Linked DNA regions of Homo sapiens: all the other regions are linked to region 1. A link is a loop called in an ENCODE intact Hi-C map of the cell type or tissue named here. Cell type or tissue: heart left ventricle. All regions are shown on one strand. Links, peaks and the distances in the headings refer to the core of each region. The heading gives the core; the rest is flanking DNA. Region 1 overlaps PPP1R18 (protein phosphatase 1 regulatory subunit 18). Region 2 has its middle 33 kb from the start of C6orf15. Region 3 holds the start of DDR1 (discoidin domain receptor tyrosine kinase 1). Region 4 has its middle 6.3 kb from the start of DDR1.

What was found. A loop is a pair of places that touch in the nucleus more often than their neighbours do. Peaks named below come from ENCODE experiments on the same cell type or tissue, not always from the same donor. Only the 100,000 strongest peaks of a DNase experiment are listed, where the experiment ranks them.
Region 2: a loop joins it to region 1, with 7 times the contacts of the local background. A loop is called at or near these places in 25 of 110 quality-filtered maps.
Region 3: it touches region 1 in a loop (6-fold over the local background); 62 of 110 quality-filtered maps call a loop at or near these places.
Region 4: a loop joins it to region 1, with 8 times the contacts of the local background. A loop is called at or near these places in 61 of 110 quality-filtered maps.

The regions. Positions count from the first base shown.
Region 1 is chr6:30,676,571-30,681,887 of GRCh38, forward strand. PPP1R18 (protein phosphatase 1 regulatory subunit 18) reads right to left here. Exons shown (of 3, transcript NM_133471.4): 2 at 2,609-2,819; 3 at 1-718. The coding sequence ends at 699. Among named protein-coding and RNA genes, the nearest start is that of DHX16, 6.2 kb to the left of the region's middle. In heart left ventricle, for the core only: a CTCF peak has its summit at 2,569 (motif pointing right); a DNase peak (open chromatin) is centred at 2,611; H3K4me3 peaks cover 1,437 bases; H3K27ac peaks cover 692 bases.
Region 2 is chr6:31,077,062-31,082,378 of GRCh38, forward strand. No RefSeq gene overlaps it. Among named protein-coding and RNA genes, the nearest start is that of C6orf15, 33 kb to the right of the region's middle. RefSeq lists an enhancer at 2,171-2,703. In heart left ventricle, for the core only: CTCF peaks have their summits at 2,898 (motif pointing left) and 3,098; a DNase peak (open chromatin) is centred at 2,878; H3K4me3 peaks cover 288 bases.
Region 3 is chr6:30,882,368-30,887,684 of GRCh38, forward strand. DDR1 (discoidin domain receptor tyrosine kinase 1) reads left to right here and starts at 2,152. Exons shown (of 18, transcript NM_001297654.2): 1 at 2,152-2,343. RefSeq lists enhancers at 1,687-2,460, 2,530-3,037, 4,053-4,559. In heart left ventricle, for the core only: no CTCF peak of the experiment used is centred there; DNase peaks (open chromatin) are centred at 1,404, 1,669, 2,084 and 3,834; H3K4me3 peaks cover 2,886 bases; H3K27ac peaks cover 3,846 bases.
Region 4 is chr6:30,875,594-30,880,910 of GRCh38, forward strand. No RefSeq gene overlaps it. Among named protein-coding and RNA genes, the nearest start is that of DDR1, 6.3 kb to the right of the region's middle. RefSeq lists enhancers at 1,831-2,332, 5,098-5,317. In heart left ventricle, for the core only: a CTCF peak has its summit at 2,308 (motif pointing left); a DNase peak (open chromatin) is centred at 2,308; H3K4me3 peaks cover 744 bases; H3K27ac peaks cover 1,025 bases.

The DNA.
Region 1 (5,317 bases), core at 149-4,148:
CAGAGTTAAGAGTTCCAGCCTTCCCTCTTGGGGAAAACTAAGGCAAAGTAATACTGAGAAAAAGTGGAGGAAGCCACACCTTCAGGTCACTCCAATGAGGAGACTGGAGGGGACAGAGGAGAGAATTCCACGCAGACACAGCAAGTAAGCGTGGCTTGTAAACCTGGGACTTTGGCAGGTGGGGCTGGGAGCTGATGGAATTTGTAAACCAGGCTGTGGTCAAGGGAGGAGGCAGGAGCTGTAAACAAAGGGGCAGTGACCTAGGAAATGAAGGAGATGTGCCTATAAATGGAGTGGGGTCTGGGCCTCCCAGAGAGACGAGTGCTTAAATCCCGAGAGTCCCCACGGGATGGTGGGGAGGAAGGCTGTGGGGAGAGTGTACCCTGCCATGGGGGGCAGGTGCTCCATCTCCACCCTCCAGGGAGTTCTGTGCCCCTTCTCAGGACTTGGCGCTCACTCTTGGATGACCTAGGATGCACCAGCACGTTTAACCCCACCCACACCAGGGACTTTGGATTAGGGTAGAAATTGGGCAATTGGCTCTGCCCCCAGAAACAGGGTGGGGAAAGCAAGTTACAAGATGTTGGTTGCCCTTCCCTGCCAGGCTCATTATCAGGGTCTGTCTGCCCTGAATCTTCCGGGCTCCAGGATCTTCAGTTATAAGAAGGAGGGAGGTATATCCCTATGTTGGAAGATGGTCACCGCCGGCAGGACTCATCTGTGGGAGAGGGGGCAATAATGTTAGAGAATGAGTGAGAGCCTCTGCCTTCTGCCCACCCTTCCCCCCCACACAAATTGAAGGGCAGTTGGCATGCAGGAAGTCCTATAATATCTTCCATATCTAAAGCATGTTACCACCAGTAACCACATCCATCACTCATTTAGCTCGGACTCTGTGCCAGGCATCCTTATAACTGTTTAATCTCACCATAACTCCAGGAGAGATTAAGTAATATGATATCCAGCTGTGGCTCTTGGTGCTTCACAAAAAATTACTTAATCTTGGCCTGGAGCACCTGTAATCCAAGCAATTTGGGAGGCTGAGGCAGGAGGATCACTTGAGGTCAGGAGTTCAAGACCAGCCTGACCAACATGGGGAAACCCTGTCTCTACTAAAAATATAAAAACTAGCCAGGTGTGATGGTACACATCTGTAATCCCAGCTACTAGAGAGGCTGAGGCACAAGAATCGCTTGAATTTGGGAGGCAGAGGTTGCAGTGAGCCAAGGTTGTGCCACTGCATTCCAGTCCAGGCGACAGAGGGAGACGCTGTCTCAAAATAAATAAATAAATAAATAAATAAAATTACTTAATATTTTCTACAAGTCTAGGAGGTAGTTTTTGGTTTCTGTTTTTTTGAGACAGAATTTCACTCTGTCACCCAGGCTGGAGTGTAGTGGCGTCATCTCGGCTCACTGCAACCTCTGCTTCCCGGGTTCAAGTGATTCTCCTGCCTCAGACTCCCGAGTAGCAGGGATTACAGGTGTCCACCTCCATGCCTAGCTAATTTTTGTATTTTTAGTAGAGATGGGTTTTCACTATGTTGGCCAGGCTGGTCTTGAACTTCTGACCTTGAGTGATCCACCTGCCTCGGCCTCCCAAAGTGCTGAGATTACAGGCGTGAGCCACCGTGCCTGGCCTGTTTGTTTCTTTTGAGACAGGTCTTCCTTTGTTGCCCAGGCTGGAGTGCAGTGGGTGGTGCAATATTGGTTCACTGCAGCCTCCAACTCCTGAGGTCAAACGATGCTCCCACCTCAGCCTTCCAAGTACCTGGAACCACAGCTGCGCACTGCCACACCTGGCTAATTTTTTTTTTTTTTTTTGAGACGGAGTCTCACTCTGTTGTCAAGGCTGGAGTGCAGTGGCACGACCTCGGCTCACTGCAAGCTCCGCCTCCCAGGTTCACGCCATTCTCCTGCCTCAGCCTCCCAAGTAGTTGGGACTACAGGTGCCCGCCACCACGCCCAGCTAATTTTTTTTTGTATTTTTAGTAGAGATGGGGTTTCACCGTGTTAGCCAGGATGGTCTCGATCTCCTGACTTCGTGATCCGCCCGCCTCGGCCTCCCAAAGTGCTGGGATCACAGGCGTGAGCCACCGTGCCCGGCCCACACCTGGATAATTTTTCAATTTTTTTGTAGAGACAGGATTTTGCCATGTTGCCCAGGGTGGTCTTGAACTCCTGGGCTCAAGCGATCCACCCGTCTTGGCTTCCCGAAGTGCTGGGATTACAGGCATGAGCCACAGGAGGTAGTTATTATTAACTTCATTTCATAAATAATAAACTAAAGCAAGAGATCAGATGGTTTCCCTGAGATCACACAATTAAAGAGACAAGCTGGAATTCCAACTCAGGCCTGTCGACCCACCCTGTGATTTTGACCAGATTACAGCACTCAGGAAGAGTTCTCGTTTTGAAACCTGAAGACTCAATGTGTACTTCACTGCCGGGGACCTCAGTTTGCCCATCTGTTAAAGGAGCATGTTGAACCAGAGGACCCGCCAAGCCCCTTCCGAGTGCCTACATGTAATCCTCCCTCCTCTCTCCTGGACCACAGCGCCCGCTCTGACAGCAGGGGGCGCCCTCGGGCCGGCGGAGCCTCCGCTTACCCACAATCAGGGCCTTGGTGCGCAGCCCGCCCTGGAGCTCTGGCTGCAGCAGCAGCAGCTCTTCCTCATCCTCTTCGTCGTCGGGTTGGGCTGCTGGAGGGTTGGGGGCACTGGGGACCTCAGGCTCCGGGCCCAGCTCCTCCAGTACCGAACTCTCGGAGGGGTATTGGTACGTGGTCTCCAGGGCTGTCTCGCTGAAGGAGATCTTAAGCTGAAGGAGGGAGAAAAAGGGGGCAGGAGGCAAGGTCAGCAGGGGAGAAGCCCGCGGGGGTTGAGGGAGAGAAAGCGGGGGCGGGGGGGGCGGAGTCTGCAAGGGAGCAGGTGGGACTGGCGGAACGTGGGGGTGGGGGCTGGACTCAGGTGCCCCACTCACTCTCCCCATCCACTCTGGGATCCAGTTTTCCTTTCCATACTGGCTCTCCAATTCTAGAGTTTCCCTCTTCGATCATATCATTTCAAAACATCAGACTTTGCCCTGTACGTTGGCAGGGGCTTGGGAGGCAGAAGTGAATAATATAAGACCAAGGTCCCTGCTATTTCGAGTGTGGGAGGCAGAGGGGTAAAAAGAAATTAAAATACATGGCGATAAGTCTTGTGATCAGAACCGAGTCTTTGGGCACCTTGGGGGCAATCGAGTGAACTTCCCAGAGGAGCCCAGCAGACTGGCCAGTGGGGAAAGAACTGGCTGGGGAGCGAGTCTCAGACAAAAGCAAGGTTTTCATACCCACAGCCCCTTGCTGTCCTATGCAAAACCCAGGACCCTGGGCACCTGTTCCCTCCTACTCTCCTCATTCCTCTCCTATCCATAGCAAAGGGAGTCTAGGGCCTAGGAAGAGATGGGAGATGAACAGAAAGGCCGAGAGGAACCAAGAGACTCCAGCAACACACAGGGGAAAGATGAGCCGCTGACACCCTGAAGGCTGGGGGAGATGACAAGGGCAGAAAGGAAAGTCCACACAAACCTGGGGTGGGGGTCCACAGTGTGCCCAAAGGGACAGGCACAGAGACAAAATACCAGACAGGGCACAGAAAACCCTTGGTAATCACACTGTCCCAAGAGCAGGCGAGTCCCAGCTGTTCTCACTGCCTTTCTACCCTTCCCCTTTGCCCTATTAAGAAGCTCAGGGGGAAGGGGCAGGGTGGGATTAAGTCTAGGAGCCAAAGGGATTAGGGAGACAGCAGGAGGATTCCATATGAACTACTTGGAAAGGTCCAAATGATCTACTCAGGCCTTCCCTGGCATCTGTTTGGGAAGACTTGGGGTCAGCCGTACATCCCTGAGTCCCCTAATGAACTGAGGTATGAAAAGAGAGAAGCCAGAAGGGTGGCTGGGCAGGTGGTTGTTAAGAGCTGCATCAATATGACACCAGTCAGGCATGGTGGCTCACACCTGTAGCCCCAGCACTTTGGGAGGTTGAGGCGGGAGGATTTCTTGAGCCCAGGAGTTCGAGACCAGCCTGGGCAATAGAGTGACACTGTCTCTAAAAAAGAAAAAAAAAGAAAACCAGATATGACACCTGGGTCCCCATGGGAAGGTAGAACTCAGGAACTGTATATGTTACTCCTTGTTGGCTCTGAACCCTGCAGTGTCTCCCCATCTCACTTGGAGCAAAAAGTCTACTCCAGGCTGGGCGCGGTGGTTCATGCCTATAATCCCAGAACTTTGGGAGGCCGAGGCGGGCGGATCACAAGGTCAAGAGATTGAGACCATCCTGGCCAACATGGTGAAACCTGTCTCTACTAAAAATACAAAAAAATTAGCTGGGCATGGTGGCGTGCACCTGTAGTCCCAGCTACTCGAGAGGACGAGGCAGGAGAATTGCTTGAACCCGGGAGGCGGAGGTTGCAGTGAGCCGAGGTCGCGCCACTGCTCTACGGCTTGGGCAACAGAGCAAGACTCTGTCTCAAAAAAAAAAAAAAAAAAAAGTCTACTTGATTGCCCCCAAGGTGCCCAGAGCCTGACCAAAGCCTACAGGGTGCTCCCAGTATGCCACCCTCCCCTTGCCTCTCTGGCCTCTTCCTCCACTCCAGCCACACTGGCCTTGGTTCCCTCCACGCACTCCTACCTCAGGACCAGAACAGTACTAGCTATTCCTTCTGCCTGGAACACTCCCCCAAAATATCCCCATGGCTCTGACCCTCCTGATCACCCTATTTTGAAGTCTCCATATTCACTCCCCCTACCTCCTGACCCTCTAAGTTCCACTGTTCTATTTTTTTTTCCATAATCACTTACCACCTTCTAACTTACTAGATAATTTACTAATATATTATACTCATGTCTGCTGTTGAAAGGAGCTTGGGGCCGGGTAAGGTGGCTCACCCCTGTAATCCCAGCACTTTGGGAGGCCAAGACAGGTGGATCACTTGAGGTCAGGAGTTCGAGACCAGCCTGGCTAACATGGTGAAACCCCGTCTCTACTAAAAATACTAAAATTAGCCGGGTATGGTGGCGTGCGCCTGTAATTCCAGCTACTCAGGAGGCTGAGGCTGGAGAATCACTTGAACCCGGGAGGTGGAGGTTGCAGTGAGCCGAAATCTCACCATTGAACTCCAGGCTGGGAGACAGCGAGACTGTCTCAGAAAAAAAAAAGAAAAGAAAAGAAAAAAGAAAGGAGCTTAGAAGTTGGTACAATGCAAGAGGTTAGGGTTTGTTCAGACCTCACATGAGGTGCCATCAGAGGACCAATGCTGGGGAAACGATCTGCG
Region 2 (5,317 bases), core at 674-4,673, 400 kb after region 1:
GGAAATGAAAAGAAAGACTTCCTGGTATTCACTTCTACATACTGCCAGCTAAGCTGCGCTGGGTACCCAGAGCCCACCCACCACATCTACACCACAAATTCAACTGGGACTTCGGGCTTTTTTTTTTTTTTTTTGAGTCTGAGTTTCGCTCTTGGTTCCCAGGCTGGAGTACAGTGGCAGGATCTTGGCTCACCACAACCTCCGCCTCCTGGGTTCAAGTGATTCTCCTGCCTCAGCCTTCCTGAGTAGCTGGGATTACAGGCATGCACCACTACGGCTGGCTAAGTTTTTTGTTTTTTTTTTTTTAGTATAGACGGGGTTTCTCCATGTTGGTTAGGCTGGTCTTGAACTCCTAACCTCAGATGATCCGCCCACCTTGGCCTCCCAAAGTGCTGGGATTACAGGCCTGAGCCACTGTGCCTGGCCGGGCCTTCAGGCTTTATGTAGCTGATTGAACACAACCATCTCTGCTCCCAGCAGAAATCCCACCAAAATGTGATAAAGGGGTTTTAAAAGGCAAGGACTGACAAGAACAAAAGGCGGGGGGAGAGGAGAGAGAGAGAGAGAGAGAGAGAAACTGACTACACAATCTAAATAAATAGAGAATAATGATCTGGATAACAAATAGACAAAGGTCTTAGCAGATAAGAGAAATTTAAAGGTAAAATGTCAGTGGGAGAATCCCAGAAGCAGGCTGATTTCACATAGCAGAACCCCAGTAAGGAATGGAGAAACCAAGTATCCCAAACGTGAGTGTGCAAGAGGCCTGGAACCAGAGGCTGATGGTCTATGTAAGAAGCCACTAGAACCCTAGATCTCCTAACTCAACGCACATGGCAGAGTGACCCCCTATATTCCACCCTAATGAGTGGTTTGCTCGCTGGAGGCGTTGAACCATGCCACATCCTGGGAACCACAATGAAAATCATTTAAGGCTGGGCGTGATAGCTCATGCTTATAATCCTAGCACTTTGGGAGGCCAAGGCAGGAGGATCACTTGAGTCCAGGAATTCAAGACCAGCCTAGGCAACAGAGCAAGATCCCCAGCTCTACCAAAAAAAAAAAAATTACATATATATATATATAGCCTATGGCCTTCTGGCTTTATGTGGCCAGAAGAAAACAAAATAAAATAATTTAAAAAATAGAAAATAAGTAATAATAAAAGAAATAAAATAAGAGAAGCAATAAAAGAAAAGAAAAAGTCATTTAGGATTATGTAAAAGCCTGCCTATCGAACAGTAAGGCTTCCTGGTCCCCTCCATGAAGTTGGTTCTGAGAACTCCAGCAGCCAGACTTGCCCCAGGCCGATTAATAGAGAAACCTTCTCTGGAGAAACTGACCAGACAAGGAAAAACACCTAGGAACACAGGAGTAAGGGGGTTCTGACGGATATTAAGCTACTGTCACTTGACTTCAAAACCCTCTTCCACTCTCTCCTTCCCAGCTGGCTCCCTCTTAGGTGTAGAGGGAGGTGTCAGCACTGGAGGAAGAAGGGATCCCTTCCCTTGTTGGCCTCCCAATCCTGCCGGCATCACCACAGCCGAGGATCTTCAGCCCTGTAGCAACAGCTGGTCCAGCAGCAGTAGCAAGTCCCAAACTGTGGTTCTTCCTCACTCCCGGCAAAGGCCTCTTCCCGTGGCCTCAGTGATACCGGCTCACTGGCCAGGCTCCTCCTTAGGAAACTGAATTCTAGCTCCGTGGGGCCATCCTCCCAGATTCTCCCATTGAATAATACTGACCTCTTCCCTCAGTTCCCCAAGACTGAGGGAGAGGCAGTTGCCCCATTCCTGATTCCCACGCGTTCTACCTCTGCGGTATCTCAGTGCTCTTTTTGTCTTTTTAGATCTCAATATGTGGTTAACAATCCTTTATATAAAATTACCTCTGTCTGGGCGCGGAGGCTCACGCTTGCAATCCCAGCACTTTGGGAGGCCGAGGCAGGTGGATCACCTGAGGTCAGGAGTTTGAGACCAGCCTGGCCAATATGGTGAAACCCTGTCTCTACTAAAAATACAAAACTTAGCTGGGTGTGGTGGCAGGTGCCTGTAATCCCACTACTTGGGAGGCTGAGGCAGGAGAATCATTTGAACCCGGGAGACCGAGGTTGCAGTGAGCCGAGATTGTGCCACTGCACTCCAGCCTGGGCAACAGAGTGAAATTCCTTTTCAAATAGAATAAAATAAAACAAAATTACCTCTGTTTAAATATTTGGATTTTTTTCTTTCACCTGACTAGACCCTAATACAAGGGTCTTCTGGAGAAACAGTTCAGCCCATTTGCACTATGGTGAAGCCCACTGAAACCTCCCCCCATCCCCAACACACACACCTGGAGTTTCCAAACAGCTTAAGATCTAACTAAGCCAAGGATTACTGTATCATTCACAAAGCCCAAGCCCCAATTTGAGCAGAGAAAGTTTATTATTAGAAAGAATTATTGGCTGTAACAGGCTAAAAAGACGTGCAGAGAACTCCAAAGAATGCTGTAGGGCCGCGGGAGAGTACCCAAAGAAGGACACACGTGGAAGCATCCCCACCCCAAAGCTGGATTCAGAACTCAAGGCAGAAAGTGTGCATGTGCCCACCAGGTACCAGATTATTTCCCTGGGATGCCCAGGCCAAAGCCTGTGAACAGTCATGAGCAAGCAGGAAACTGGGGGGGTCGCGGCATCGGGAGCCCACTCACTGCATGCAAGGCCTGGGGCATGCAGGGTCCACGTCAGGGCCAGCTCGCTGGGGGAACGCATGCTGTCAGCACGCAGCTAGGACAGAGACCACCGGATGTTCCCACCTGGCCACTGATGGGCCCTGCCGCAGGAGCAACAAGAATCACAAACCATAGCTCCCGGAACCAGAGATAAAAGAAATTCTTTCCTCTGGCAGTGTCCCTCCGGCGCCCTCTACTGAGAAAGCTTAATATTGTGCTGGCTGCGAAGGAGAACCGCTTAATTCAATACAGATCAGTTAAGAGGATGGATTTACGGTTGAGAGGCAATACATTGATAAGAAACTAGTCATTATGGGATGAAAACCACTGACATGAAAGACAGGTATTGAAAACACAAGAATTAAGGAATATAAAGCCAGGCGCGGTGGCTCACGCCTGTAATCTCAGTGCCTTCGCAAGCCAAGCTGGGCGGATCGCTTGAGCCCAAGAGTTCAAGAACAGCCTGAGCAAAATGGCGAGATTCTGTGTCTACAAAAAGTACAAAAATTAGCCGGGCGCGGTGGCGTGCACCTGTAGTCTCAGCTGCTCAGGAGGCTGAGATGGGAGGATCACTTGAGTCCGGGAGGTCGAGGCTTCATTGAGCTGTGATTAAGCCATTGCCCTGGACCACAACAGAGAGACCCTGTCAAAAAAAAAAAAAAAAAAAAAAGAAGAAGAAGAAGAAGAGGAAATTTAGAGAATGCAAAGAGCCAAATAATAAAATCCACTGCAATTAATATTTTCATAAACATAAGAGACGATATTTTCTCCATGGTAAAAGAACACATTATTAAATAAAAAATTTAAAGTTGAAGAAATCTTCTAAAAAGAAGCAAAGGGTAAAGAAATGTAGATGGGACCGGGCACAGTAGCTCAGGCCTGTAATCCCAGCACTTTGAGTTGCGGAAGTGGGTGGATCACTTGAGATTAGGAGTTCGAGACCAGCCTTACCAACATAGTGAAACCCCGTCTCTACTAAAAATACAAAAATTAGCCAGGCGTGGTGGCATACGCCTGTAATCCCAGCTACTTGGGAGGCTAAGGCAGGAGAATCGCTTGAACCCGAGAGAGGTGGAGATTGGAGTGAGCCGAGATAGTGCCACTACACTCCAACCTGGGTGACTCCATCTCAAAAGAAAAAAAAAAAGGAAAAGAAATGTAGATGGTATAGAAAATATATGAAAATTAGATCATCTGGATGAATAGGAGGATTTCTAGAAAGAATAGACAGAGGGAACAGAAGGGATGAAATTATCAAAGAAATAATTCAAGAACTTTTCTCAGAACTGAGAGATATGGTTCCAAAGTGAGATAGACCTCAAGTGTCTAACAGAAGTGTCTAACAAAAGGAATGAAATCCAAGGCATACTACCATAATTTTAAAAATACTGAGGACAAAAAGAAAAATCCCAAAATTGGACAAAAAGAAAAAAACAGGTCACATGAAAAAGATCAAAACTCAAATGGTATAGGGTTTTCTCTTTTTTTCTTTCTCTTTTCCTTTTTTTTTTTTTTTTTTTTTGAGACAGGATCTCACTCTGTCACCCAGGCTGGAGCGTAGTGATACAATCATGGATCACTGCAGCCTTGAACTCCTGGGCTCAAGGGATCGTCCCCTCTCAGCCTTCTGAAAACTACAGACACGTACCACCATGCCCAGCTAATTTTTAAATTTAATTTTATTTTTTGTAGAGACGAAATCTTACTACGTTGCCCAGGCTGGTCTTGAACTCCTGGGCTCAAGCAATCCTCCCACTTTGGCTTCCCAAAGTGCTGGTATTACAGGTGCGCACCATAACACCTAGCTGAGGACTTTTCAACAGTAGCACTGGAAGCTGGAAGATAGTGGAGCAGTGCTTTCCTAATTTAGGTGTAAATTTTACAACTTGGAATTTTATTTTCAGTAAAACTATTAATCAGATGTAATCATAATATAAAAGACATTTTCAGACAAAATTTCAAAAATTGCCCTCCCTTGCCCCTTTCCTTAGGAAGTTCCATCAAAGTAAGGGATTAGATCAGGAGAGATAAAGATGTGGGATCCTCCAAAGAGTGAGGAGAATGAAAATCCCAGGAGGTTGCTGTGTAGGAGAACTAGGGATCCGCAGGTCCAGATTAAAATGGTTTGGAGGCCGGGCATGGTGGCTCCTGCTTGTAATCCCAGCACTTTGTGAAGCCAAGGCGGGTGGATCACCTGAGGCTAGGAGTTTGAGACCAGCCCGGCCAACATAGTGAAACCCCGTCTCTACCAAAAACACACAAAAGAATTAGCTGGGCATGGTGGCACATGCCTGTAATTCCAACTACTCAAGAGGCGGAGGCAGAGAATTTCTTGAACCCAGAAGGCAGAAGTTGCAGTGAGCCAAGATTTCACCACTGCACTTCTGCCTGGGTGACAGAGTGGATCTCAAAAAGAAAAAAGAAAAAAAAAAAAGGCTTGGGGCCAAAACCTCAGGGATTAAGAAAATTCCTTTACCTGGTTACAGAAAGATATTACCAAGAAAAAGAGGGAATTGATTAATTGTAATACATTAGACTGCAGAGAAAAAATAGACTTCTATAGAATCTGCTGACAAATTTGTGATAAATTCATAGACAAATGATCAAA
Region 3 (5,317 bases), core at 433-4,432, 210 kb after region 1:
GACACAGGGGGCCTCTGGGGTTCGGAGTGATGCAGGAGATGTGGAATGGGCTCTGGGGACCACGGATGGGTAATCAGGCCCTCTTGGTCTTTGGTGCTGCTCTCTGGGCCCCAGGATGGCTGGGATTTCCCTCTCAGGCCCCTGGGAATCTCGGCTCCGAGTCCCGCATTCCAGCTGGCTCCAGCTCCCTTTCCGTTGTCACTTGACTCCACTGGGCCCCAGCCTTGCATCCCTCCCACTCCTCCAGCCTAGAGCTGGGGCGAGGTGGGCATCACCACTAGGAATTTCTCCTGAGGCAGTGAGAAGAGGGGACAAAGGTTTCAGGACTCTCTAGCTCCTTCTGCTCTCCCCAGTGGACCCCTCTGTCTGGCACTGCCATGCCACTTAGCTGGGGTCAGCGTGGGCCTGGGGTGTGGAATGTCCCACCAGGGTATGACGGGCTGTAGCTTGCCTGGCAGGCCTGTTGGGGCTTTCCCAGAGCACAGCTCCTGGAAGGAGGGGCTGTGGGCTGCCAGGTGAGGTGACTTGGGAAGCCTTGGCCCCACCCCCAGGCTGGCCCCACCCCCAGTCCAGCGTCTCCTGGGCCTAGATTCCCCAGCTGCTGTTCTCTGGAGGGGTAGGTGTTCTGGGGGAATGAATCCCTGGGGGCTTGGTGGGACAGGAAGGCGGGAAGAAGCTGCTCTTCGAGTGACCCTGGGGCTGTCTGTTAGCAGGTCCCTCAGCCGTTGGAACGTCCTTGGGCTTCTGAACTAGTGCCCATGTGTGCCTCGGCCTTTCCCAAGGGCCAGCTTCTTCCTGGTAGTGCTTTTGTGTACTTGTCTGGTTGGGACTTCGTGTTTCTTTCTTGGGATTGTTGTCTGGGACTGCAAGCAGGGTATGTTTTTATCTACTGTGAGGTTCCTGGGGCGGAGATGTGCAGTGGAGCGAGAACTTCCTGTGACCGTGACATTGTCTAGGTGGTGAGCAGGTGTGGGGGTGTGGAGAGAGGTGAGGGGCTGAGGTAGTGCTGAGTGGGGAAAAAGCACCTCCCACCACAAGCTGTTCTGTCCCGCTCCATCCTCTGCCCAGTAGCTCTCTCAGTTGCTTTGCCTACTCAGTCTCACTGTTTCATCTTCCCTGGGTCTCTTGGTCCCCTTCCTTTTGACTGTGTGTGATTTTCAGTGTGCCTCCATCCTTCTCCTGCTCCTCTTCTTCCTCCTCCCGACCACTCAACTTTGTCCTGGCCTCATTTTTGGCCTCTTCTGGCCAGTGATCAGACCCTCTGGCCCACTACGGCCAGAGCTGGCTGGGCCTGAGGGAGGCTTGCCCTGAGGACTCCTGAGTCCCCCTCCCACTCCACTCCGTTGGGAGCCCAGGGGAATCAGGGCCTGGGCGTCTGGACCCCCGGGTCCCTTAGAACGCCCTTCAGAGAGAGGAACTGAGAGGAGAAGGAGAAGAGAGTGGGCCCGCCTTCAGGGTCTGGGGCCTTCCAGGTTGGGTCGTAGGGGCGGGAGCGCACAGGCTGCGAGAGAGGAGCAAAGGTTGGTGGAGGGAGAAGAGCAGTCTGGGGCCTGGCTGGACAGGTGAGCCCTGAGACCTGAGCTCTGCTCCCTTCTCTGGGCTAACTCCCGCAGCTGGGCTGGGCCGAGCCTGTGGGAACCTGCTTCTTCCTCTGTGCCCTGGGGCTGCTCCCCTTTGCCTCTCCCACCAGGAACCGATCCCAGAAGTAGGAGGGGCGTCTTCCCCTCGTGGGCCCTGAGCGGGACTGCAGCCAGCCCCCTGGGGCGCCAGCTTTGGAGGTTCTCGTTTGGGGAAGCGGGGGTGGGCTGCGAGTGGGTGGAGGGGGCTGGGCGCGGAGCCGGCCGGAGGCAGCGGCGCGGGCGGCTGGGCGGCCTGGGAGCGCCCAGGCGGGCTTGGCGGGCGGGTTACCTGGGGGAGGCCGGGCCGGGCGCTAGCGCGCGGGGTGGGCGTGGCGGGCGCGGGGCCTGGAGCTCGGCGCCGGGCGTGGGAGCCACTGGGACTACTGGGTCCGGGAGGGGGAAGGGAGGGCTGCGAGCCCGAACGCGCGGCGAGAAGGCCGAGGGGAGGGAGGGGAGCGAGGAGCGGGAGGAGGAAGGGAGGGAGCCGAGGCGAGGGGGAGGCGGCGCCTGGGCCCGAGCCGCCCCAGCCCTGGCTCCTCTCCCCGGAACAGGCCCCCGACAGCTGCTCTCGGGAGCCGCCTCCCGACACCCGAGCCCCGCCGGCGCCTCCCGCTCCCGGCTCCCGGCTCCTGGCTCCCTCCGCCTCCCCCGCCCCTCGCCCCGCCGCCGAAGAGGCCCCGCTCCCGGGTCGGACGCCTGGGTCTGCCGGGAAGAGCGATGAGAGGTAGGGAGAGCGGCGGCGGAACCCGCGGGCGGAGGCCTGGGGCTCTTGGGGTGGGGGCGCGCGGCGGCGCCTGCAGGGCGAGGGGCGGGGGAGGCAGGACGTCCCGAGCCATGCTTGGTCGTCCAGCTCTTCTAAGCCTCCCTGCCCGCCTCCCCGATGCTCTGGCATACCGTCTGAAAACCGGGGGCGGGGACTGGGTGGAGGTGAAGCCCGTGACCTCCCAGAAAGAGTTTTGAGCCTCCAGCCTTGAGGCAAGTCCCCTCTCACTCAGTGCGGAGGAACTGAGCCCCGGGAGGAGGTGCTCCTGTGCAGCCCCACTGAGTCAGCTCATCTATCGCCTGCCCTCCACCTGGCCAGTCCCTGCGGGCATCTAACTGCTAAGCCTCCGCTCAGCCAACACCCAGTTGGTCAGTCTGGTCACAGTCCAGCAAAAAGAGGGACTGCCACTCTAACCCACCAGTGACACCACTCTTCCCGGCTGGATGGTCAATTAGCTCTGGCATGAGAGAATGTCACTGCCGGTGAGCGCCAGCTTCAGGGTCCCACCCCCCCATGCCTGGCTCTTGGCTGAACATTTCTTCCCAGCGCTTCCAGCAGCCAGAGGCAGGCGCCCAAGCTCGCTGGCTGTTGCTGAGGGCCTGTAGGTGTGTCCAGGACTGAGTGGTGTGGTGGAGACAGGTGAAAGGGGAGTGAGTGGAAAGGCAGGGAAAGGCTGTTGTCCTTATTGCCACTCTTCCCACCCAGCGCCCACCTGTTCCCTGCCCCCTCGACGTCCCTCTGGCTTGGTCACCCATGTGTGTTAGAGGCTGGGCCCCAGTTCTCTGGGGATCCTGTGCCCAAGGGCCCGGGTGTGTGTGTCTCATGCTGTCTTTTGGTCACAGGAGCATGTGGTGTCTGTCATTTCATGTTCACAGGTGTCTGAAGGTGGCTATTCACTGAGCGATGGGGTTGGACTTGAAGGAATGCCAAGGTGTGGACGGGTTGATGTATGCATGAGCTTCTGTGTTTGCTCTGTCTCAGAAACTCTGTGAGGGTTGTCAGGGACACTGAGAGGTGGGTGTGTGCATGCCACATTTAGCCTCGCTGTTTACAGCCAGTTCAGTAAGTTTGTGTGTTTCACCGTGTGTGTGTGTACAGAGCTGTGTGGGTGTTGTCTGAGTGGGACTTGGGGGTTGGGAGAGGAGCGTGAAGGGCTTGAGGCAGGGTGGCCTGGCCCCTGGTTTGTCTTTGGTTGTAATGGAGTGGAAGGGGGTGGGATTGGGGAAGGTCTTCTGGGCTTGTCCTCTCTTGCCCTCTGGGTCTCTGACTGTGGACTGAAGACCCAGTGGAGAGAGATGAGGTGACTGGGGGTGTTGGAGAACAGACAGCCCAGACGTCTCTGTGCTTCTCCGTGTTCCTCTGCTTGGCTCTGTGCCCCGTGTTTCTGAGCCTGCTCTATTTACCTCTTGCATTGTGGCTCTCGCTCTGTCTCCGCCTGCCTCGTATCCTCTGCCTGCCTTTGTATCTCTGCCCCGGGCTCCTCTCGGCTCTGTGTGGCTCTGATGACTCATCTGGGATAGGCATGAAGGTTACTTAGGGGAACAAGAGCCCCGCTGTTCCCGAGAGAGGTGGGGTTGGAGAGCGGCACCCAGGAATTCCAAGCCAGTCTCCTGGGACTCTGGCAGCCTGCTCCCCGGCGCTGGACCCTAAGGGACCAGGCGTGATGCCTTCTGGTTCTAGCCTCTGAGTGCCCCCCACAACTCAGTCGTCCCCCTCAGCTGCTGCTTCAGAGCTCTGGGGTCTCAGCTGCCTCTTACATTCCTGCCCTAGTGCATTGTGGGAGCAGCTGGAGGAGGACAAAGGGATGGGGGAGTATCCCCCACTCCTCCTACCTCCTGGGGTGACCTGCCTTCCTTGTCTTTAGACCCGCCCTCGTCTCCAAGGCAACTCAGCCTTTCCTCAGTCCCTCAGAGGCAGCCACCTTCTGGAAGTGGGAACTGGGGGGACTGGATGTCTGGGTCTCAGGAAGGCAGAGCAGGGATAACTGGGCCCAAGATGCCCTGAACCTGATAAGAGGTGGCAGTCGAGTCCCTCAGGACTCCAGGGCCTGGAGACTTCAGTACAGGGCTCTGAGACCAGTACAGGTTAGGATAGCTTTTCCTGCAGCAGGGGAGGGGAGAGTAGTTACTTGGGTTTGTAAGGAGATGCCATTTAGAATAGTTTTATGTGGGGTAAGCTTCCTGGGCCTGAGGAACAGAGTAGGGATTTTCAAACTTTAATGGGCACAGGTCACCTGGGAATTGTGTTAAAAGGCAGATTTTGATTGAGCAGGTCAAGGGTGAGCCTGAGATTCTGATTTCTTCCATGCTTCCAGGTATTGCTGATGGTCCAGGGACCACCCTGGGCCTAGAGGGCTATAGGGGACAGTAAGACTAGAAGGTGCTGGGGTCCCCTCTGCCCTTCTCTTAGAATTCTGGACTCCTATGTGGGAGGGCAGCAGGGTGAGCTGGTCCAGGCTTATCTGATGTTTAATTCTATCATATCCTCAACAAGGAATTGCCCAACCTTTCCTGGGACATATTTATTTTTTAAAAGTCAAAATGATTTTCATATTCTTTTACATATCTTATGATTTTACATAAATGCATTTATGTTACAAGATTTAGAAAAATAGTACAATCAACCTGTCTTTTTAAATTTGCTTTTCTTTTGCCCCGTTCATGTTAACTCTTGTTATATTGTATTCTATTGTTATATTCTATTATATATTCTCTCCTTCTAGACGTACACACAGGTATATATACAAACATGGGTGCTTGTTTATTCTATTTTCAAAAGGTGGGATATTTTTTATACTTCTGTTGCTTGCTTTTCATATTCAACAGATATACATGGAAATCACACAAAGTTAGGAATATATTGCCTCTTTGTTACTTTTCATAGCTGCATAGTAGTCAATAAACCTTATTTTTTTTAATTCCAGCCTGTCCCCTGT
Region 4 (5,317 bases), core at 679-4,678, 200 kb after region 1:
GACTATAAATTCGGCTCATCTGCCTCCAGCTGCCCCTTTTCTCTCGGAAGTCCCCTCTCTCACTAGAGAGAGAGCTGTTTTCCTTTCTCTTTCTTTTGCCTATTAAACCTTCCCTCTTAAACTCCTCGCGACTCCTCGCGTGTGTCCGTGTCCTACATTTTCCTGGCATGGGATGGCAAACCCCGGGTATTTACCCCAGACAACTGGCTGCTTCACTTGCACTGGATCTTGAGGGTCGGGGAGATTTTTGACCTTTAACAGGGACTCCATCATTGCAAGTTTTCCTTGGAGACTCTTGATGGCCCAGGTTTAGTTTATACCTACTGTGAGAGCAAGAACTTGAGTAATGTATGGATGGACCTTTTTGGAAGGAAAACAATTTTCATGGACTTAAATTATTTTTATAATTTAAATGTGTGGAAACACAACTAACTATGAATTCCTTATGCTTCAGTAGTTAAGCAGTTATAAAACCAAAGCAAAGTAGCCATAGGTACAAACAAAAGTATAAAGACAAGTTTAACATTAATGTAATAAATAGTGTTTTTCTGAAATGAAGTTGCTGCTGGCAACAGACCATGTACTGCCTGATGAAGGTTCTTCCGCACTTGGCACAATATTCCACTGTGTGCCTGGCGATGACTCAATTCTTCCCCTTCTCATGTCTGTTCAAATTACTAAGAAATCTTTGTTAGAACTTGTCTCCTGGCCTTCACTTGGTACAAATGCGACCAAGACAATTAAAGCTATAAATAGGTAAATGCAAATGCAGGTACTCACAAGCAGGGCCAGGATCAGTTACAAATGACCCAAAACATGCTTATAACACTTTTCAAATGCTACTAAGGAAAGTTAGACATGGAACTTAATAGTTTTCACAGGTATTCACGAGTCCTCAGGAGTCCAGAGACCTCAGTTTGAGAACACTATCCTAGCACTGACCTTGACTTCCAGGGTGACCTTGAGGTAAGCATTTACCATTTTTGGATCTCTGTACATTTTTTGTACACAAGAATAATTTGGGCCACCAGTGTTCTTGGGAGATAAAAGAAGTTAGAGGAGTTAATGACAATGTTCCAAGATGTTCAAGGACTAGAGAGAAAGGATAAGAATGTATTATAGACCTCTAGAGTTGGAAAAAGAATGGTGGCTGAGATCCTCCAGCCTAGCTTTGGCTCTGTAATCAAAAAGACTCAGATTTGGGCCAAGCATTGTGGCACACGCCTGTAATCTCATTACACTGGGAGGCTGTGGCAGAAGGATCGCTTGAGGCCAGGAGTTTGAGACTAGCCTACGTAACATGGTGAGACCCTATCTCTACCAATCTCTACATACAAACAAAAAATGGCTGGGCGTGGTGGCTCATGCCTGTAATCCCAGCACTTTGGGAGGCGGAGGCGGGCGGATCACGAGGTCAGGAGTTCAAGATCAGCCTGGCCAACATGGTGAAATCCTGTCTCTACTAAAAATACAAAAATTAGCTGGGTGTGGTGGCGGGCACGTATAATCCCAGCTACTCTCAAGGCTGAGGCAGGAGAATCGTTTGAACCCGGGAGGCAGAGGTTGCAGTGAGCCGAGAGCGTGCCATTGCACTCCAGCCTAGGCAACAGGGCGAGACTCTGTCTCAAAAAAATAAAAATAAAAAATAACAGGACATGATGGTGCCTGAGCCCCAGCTATTTGGGAGGCTGAGGTGGGAGGATGGCTTGAGAGGTTGCATTGAGTTATAATTGTACCCCTGCACTCCAGCCTGGGTGACAGAGAGCTTGTCTCTATAAAACAAATAAACAAACAACTGAGATCTGAATTCCAGATCTGCCATTTACTGTGTGTGTATGGGGGATGGGGATGGAGAGCAACTTTTCTAACTCTCAGTTTCTACCCTAAGTGGGCATGTTTCAAAATGCCACATCACAGAACTGCTGTGTGGGCCAAATGAGATGGCTCTGGAAAGCGCTGAGAGCAGAGCCTGGCTCACAGCAAGGCTCAGGGATCCTAAGACGCTGCTGAGAATTCCACAGGCTTTTTAGCAAAGGACAATAGAAAAGAGAAAGTGAAGATTCTAACATTCTGCCTATAAATGACAACATCTCCTATATGTGCAAATTAGGTCATTGTACCCTAAATAGCCCCGCAGCTGCCCTGGGCTTCCAGTCAGCCTTTCTGACCTCTCTCTTGGGTCTGCTGCTTTGGGGTGCTTCCTGCCATTCCCTGCCCAAGCCTGAATCTCTTTCCTGGCCGCTTTCACTTTCCTTCCATTTTCCAGTAATTGGAGTTGGTCACCTGTGCAGCAAGCGCCCCCAAGTGGCCTTCCTGTTCACTGTCCGGACCATAAGGCCTAAAGAATACTCCGATAAGTTTATCAAGGCCGGGCTTCCGCAGAGGCAGGACTCACCAGGCTTAGCGGTCGGTCCAGGGTCGGTCCAGTCTGGAGGCCCAGGGAGCCATTCTACATCCCCCTTTCCATTTTGGAAGACTGAGATGGAGGAATCCAGGGGAAGTTCTGGGTAGGAAGCAGCCACTTGCCATTAAGTGGCAATTAAATTGCTATTGCAATTTAAGGTAAATCGCAGCCCCTCTGGGCCTAGTTTTCTTTTTTCTCACTCTTTTTTTGGCGATAGAGTCTTGCTCCGTCACCCAGGCTGGAGTGTAGTGGTGTGATCATAGTTACTGTTACCTCGAACTCTGGGGCTCAAGCCATCCTCCTGCCTCAGCTTTTGGGTAGCTGGGATTACAAGGTTTTCTTTTTATGAGAGCCCTGCCCCACTCATGTCAGAGGGCCCTGAGGAGGCAAACACAGGATGGTTGAAAATGCTAGTAAAACACCTAGGATGTGCACTGCTGTCCTGGCTGGAGGCTTAGGGGGAGCACCATGGGACGTACACAGGATAAAGTGGGATTAACTCCTCCCTCCCCTCAGCCATTACTCTGAACTCTGCATCCCACATGCTGCTGCCAAAAACCACTTTTAAAAGAACACAAATCTAAACATGTCATTTCCCAGCTCAAAACCCCAAGGTTCTTTCTCCTCACCTTCAGAATAAGCCAAACTACTCAATGATAGGTTCCAAATCTGCCTTTCTGGTTTCACTCATGGGATGGACCCTTCTTCCAGGTGAGGCTGCATTTGGACATAGCCATATTCACGCCTCCCTGCCTTGGCTCCTCCGCTTCTCTGGCCAGGAATGGCCTTGCCTCATCTCTGCAAATCTTAGCATGACTTAAGGCCCAGTTCAAGCTCCAGCTCCTCCCTGAGGTCTTCCTGAGTCTTGTCTCCTGTCCCACTCAGGAGGACCTGGCCTCCTCCTTCCCTGGGTTCCCATGACCCTTTCCAGCTCTGCCTGTAGCACGGTGTTCTGTCTTCTGTGACTACATATATACGCCTAACACTCTCTAGATTGTAAAGGCCTGGAAGGTGGGGAGTGGGTTCCATTACTGAATGCATCTTTCATAGCTCTCGCTGTCAGAGCCCTGCCCTATGCAAACTCTTTTATTTTTATTTATTTATTTATTTATTTATTTATTTTGAGAGGGACTTTCACTCTTGTATCCCAGGCTGGAGTGCAATGGCGCATTCTCAGCTCACTGCAACCTCCACCTCTCGGGTTCAAGCGATTCTCCTGCCTCAGCCTCCCAAGTAGCTGGGATTACAGGTAACCGCCACCATGCCTGGCTGATTTTTTTGCATTTTTAGTAGAGACAGGGTTTCACCACGTTGGTCGGGCTGGTCTCGAACTCCTGACTTCAGGTGATCTGCCTGACTCGGGCCTCCCAAAGTGCTGGGATGATAGGCATGAGCCACTGCACCTGGTGCCCTATGCAAACTCTTATTTTATTATTATTATTTTTTGAGACAGAGTCTCCCTCTGTCACCCAGGCTGGAGTGCAGTGGTGTGATCTTGGCTCACTGCAACCTCCACCTCTCAGGTGCAAACAATTCTCCTGCTTCAGCCTCCCAAGTAGCTGGGGTTACAGACGCGCACCACCACACCCAGCTAATTTTTTTCTATTTTTAGTAGAGATGGGGTTTCACCATGTTGGCTAGGCTGATCTCAAACTCCTGACCTCAGGTGATCCACCCACCTCGGCCTCTCAAAGCAAACTCTTAATAACAACTGTTGTGGAATGACTTGGGAGGTGGCACTCAGAGATCCCAAGTGACACATGAGAAGTCCACAGAGAGAGATCATGTTTAGTGGAGTTTGGATGGTTGCTTTTATCAGTGGGCCTGTACCTTACAGATGCTATCTCATTATCTTCTAAACAGACTCTGGGCCAGTGACCATTATCTCCCTCTTACTGATGTAGACTCAGCCAAGAGAAGCCAGATGTTGAGTCGGAACCTTAACTCTCCCTCTCAGACGCAGAGCCCTGCTTTCTCCCCTCCCATTTGATACTCTGCTTCCTCTTGCATGCTGTGAGAGGCGGCCTCATTACTCCTCTTCCCTCCTCCAGTCCCTCCAAGCCTAATTCATCACCTTTGGCTTTGGGATCATAGTTTCCAAACCAAGGATTGTCTGAACATTGTCTGACAATGCCCTTTTTTTTTTTTTTTAGGCAGGGTCTTGCTCTGTTGCCCAGGCTGGAGTGCAGTGGTGCAATCATGGCACACTGCAGCCTTGACCTCCCGGGCTCAGGTGATCCTCCCACCCAGCCTCCTGGTGCGCATCACCACATCCAGCTAATTTTGGTATTTTTTGTAGAGATGGGGTTGTGCCATGTTGCCCAAGCTGGTCTCGAACTTCTGGGCTCAAGCGATCAGCCCTCCTTGGCCTCCCAAAGTGCTGGGATTATAGGCATGAGCCACCGCAACTGGCACCATTGCCATTGGTATTTAAGAGGTGATGGTTTAGGCTTTGAAATTGGGGTTGTTTGTGAAAACTGAGAGCACCTTTTGTTTTCAGATATTTCCTATGGCCATTGGTGTAATTGGAGGGAAGCTCTCGCCATATATAATATTTTTGAGACAGCCAACTAAGAAACTGGGATTCTGGTTCTCTCCAGGGTGCAAAATCCTGGGAGAAGGAAGTGAATTCTCAGGGGCCCAGAAGGAGTCTCTAAAGGACCTCTGCCAGTCAATTCTAATCTCTCTTCTCCCCTGCAAATCAGCCCCTGCTTCTGCCTCTTTCTCCGCCTCTCCTAGATTCTCCCCCTCTGGAGGGCCTGAGCTCCCGGCCACCACCCCCAATGCCGCTTTCTGTTTCCTCTGCCTCCCTTCATCTCCTTTTGTCTGGGGTTTCTTTGTCTGGGGTCTCCCTTTGGTTCTGTTTCACAGTTCTCAGCCTCCCCTCCCTTTCTCCACAGCCAGGCTGCTCAG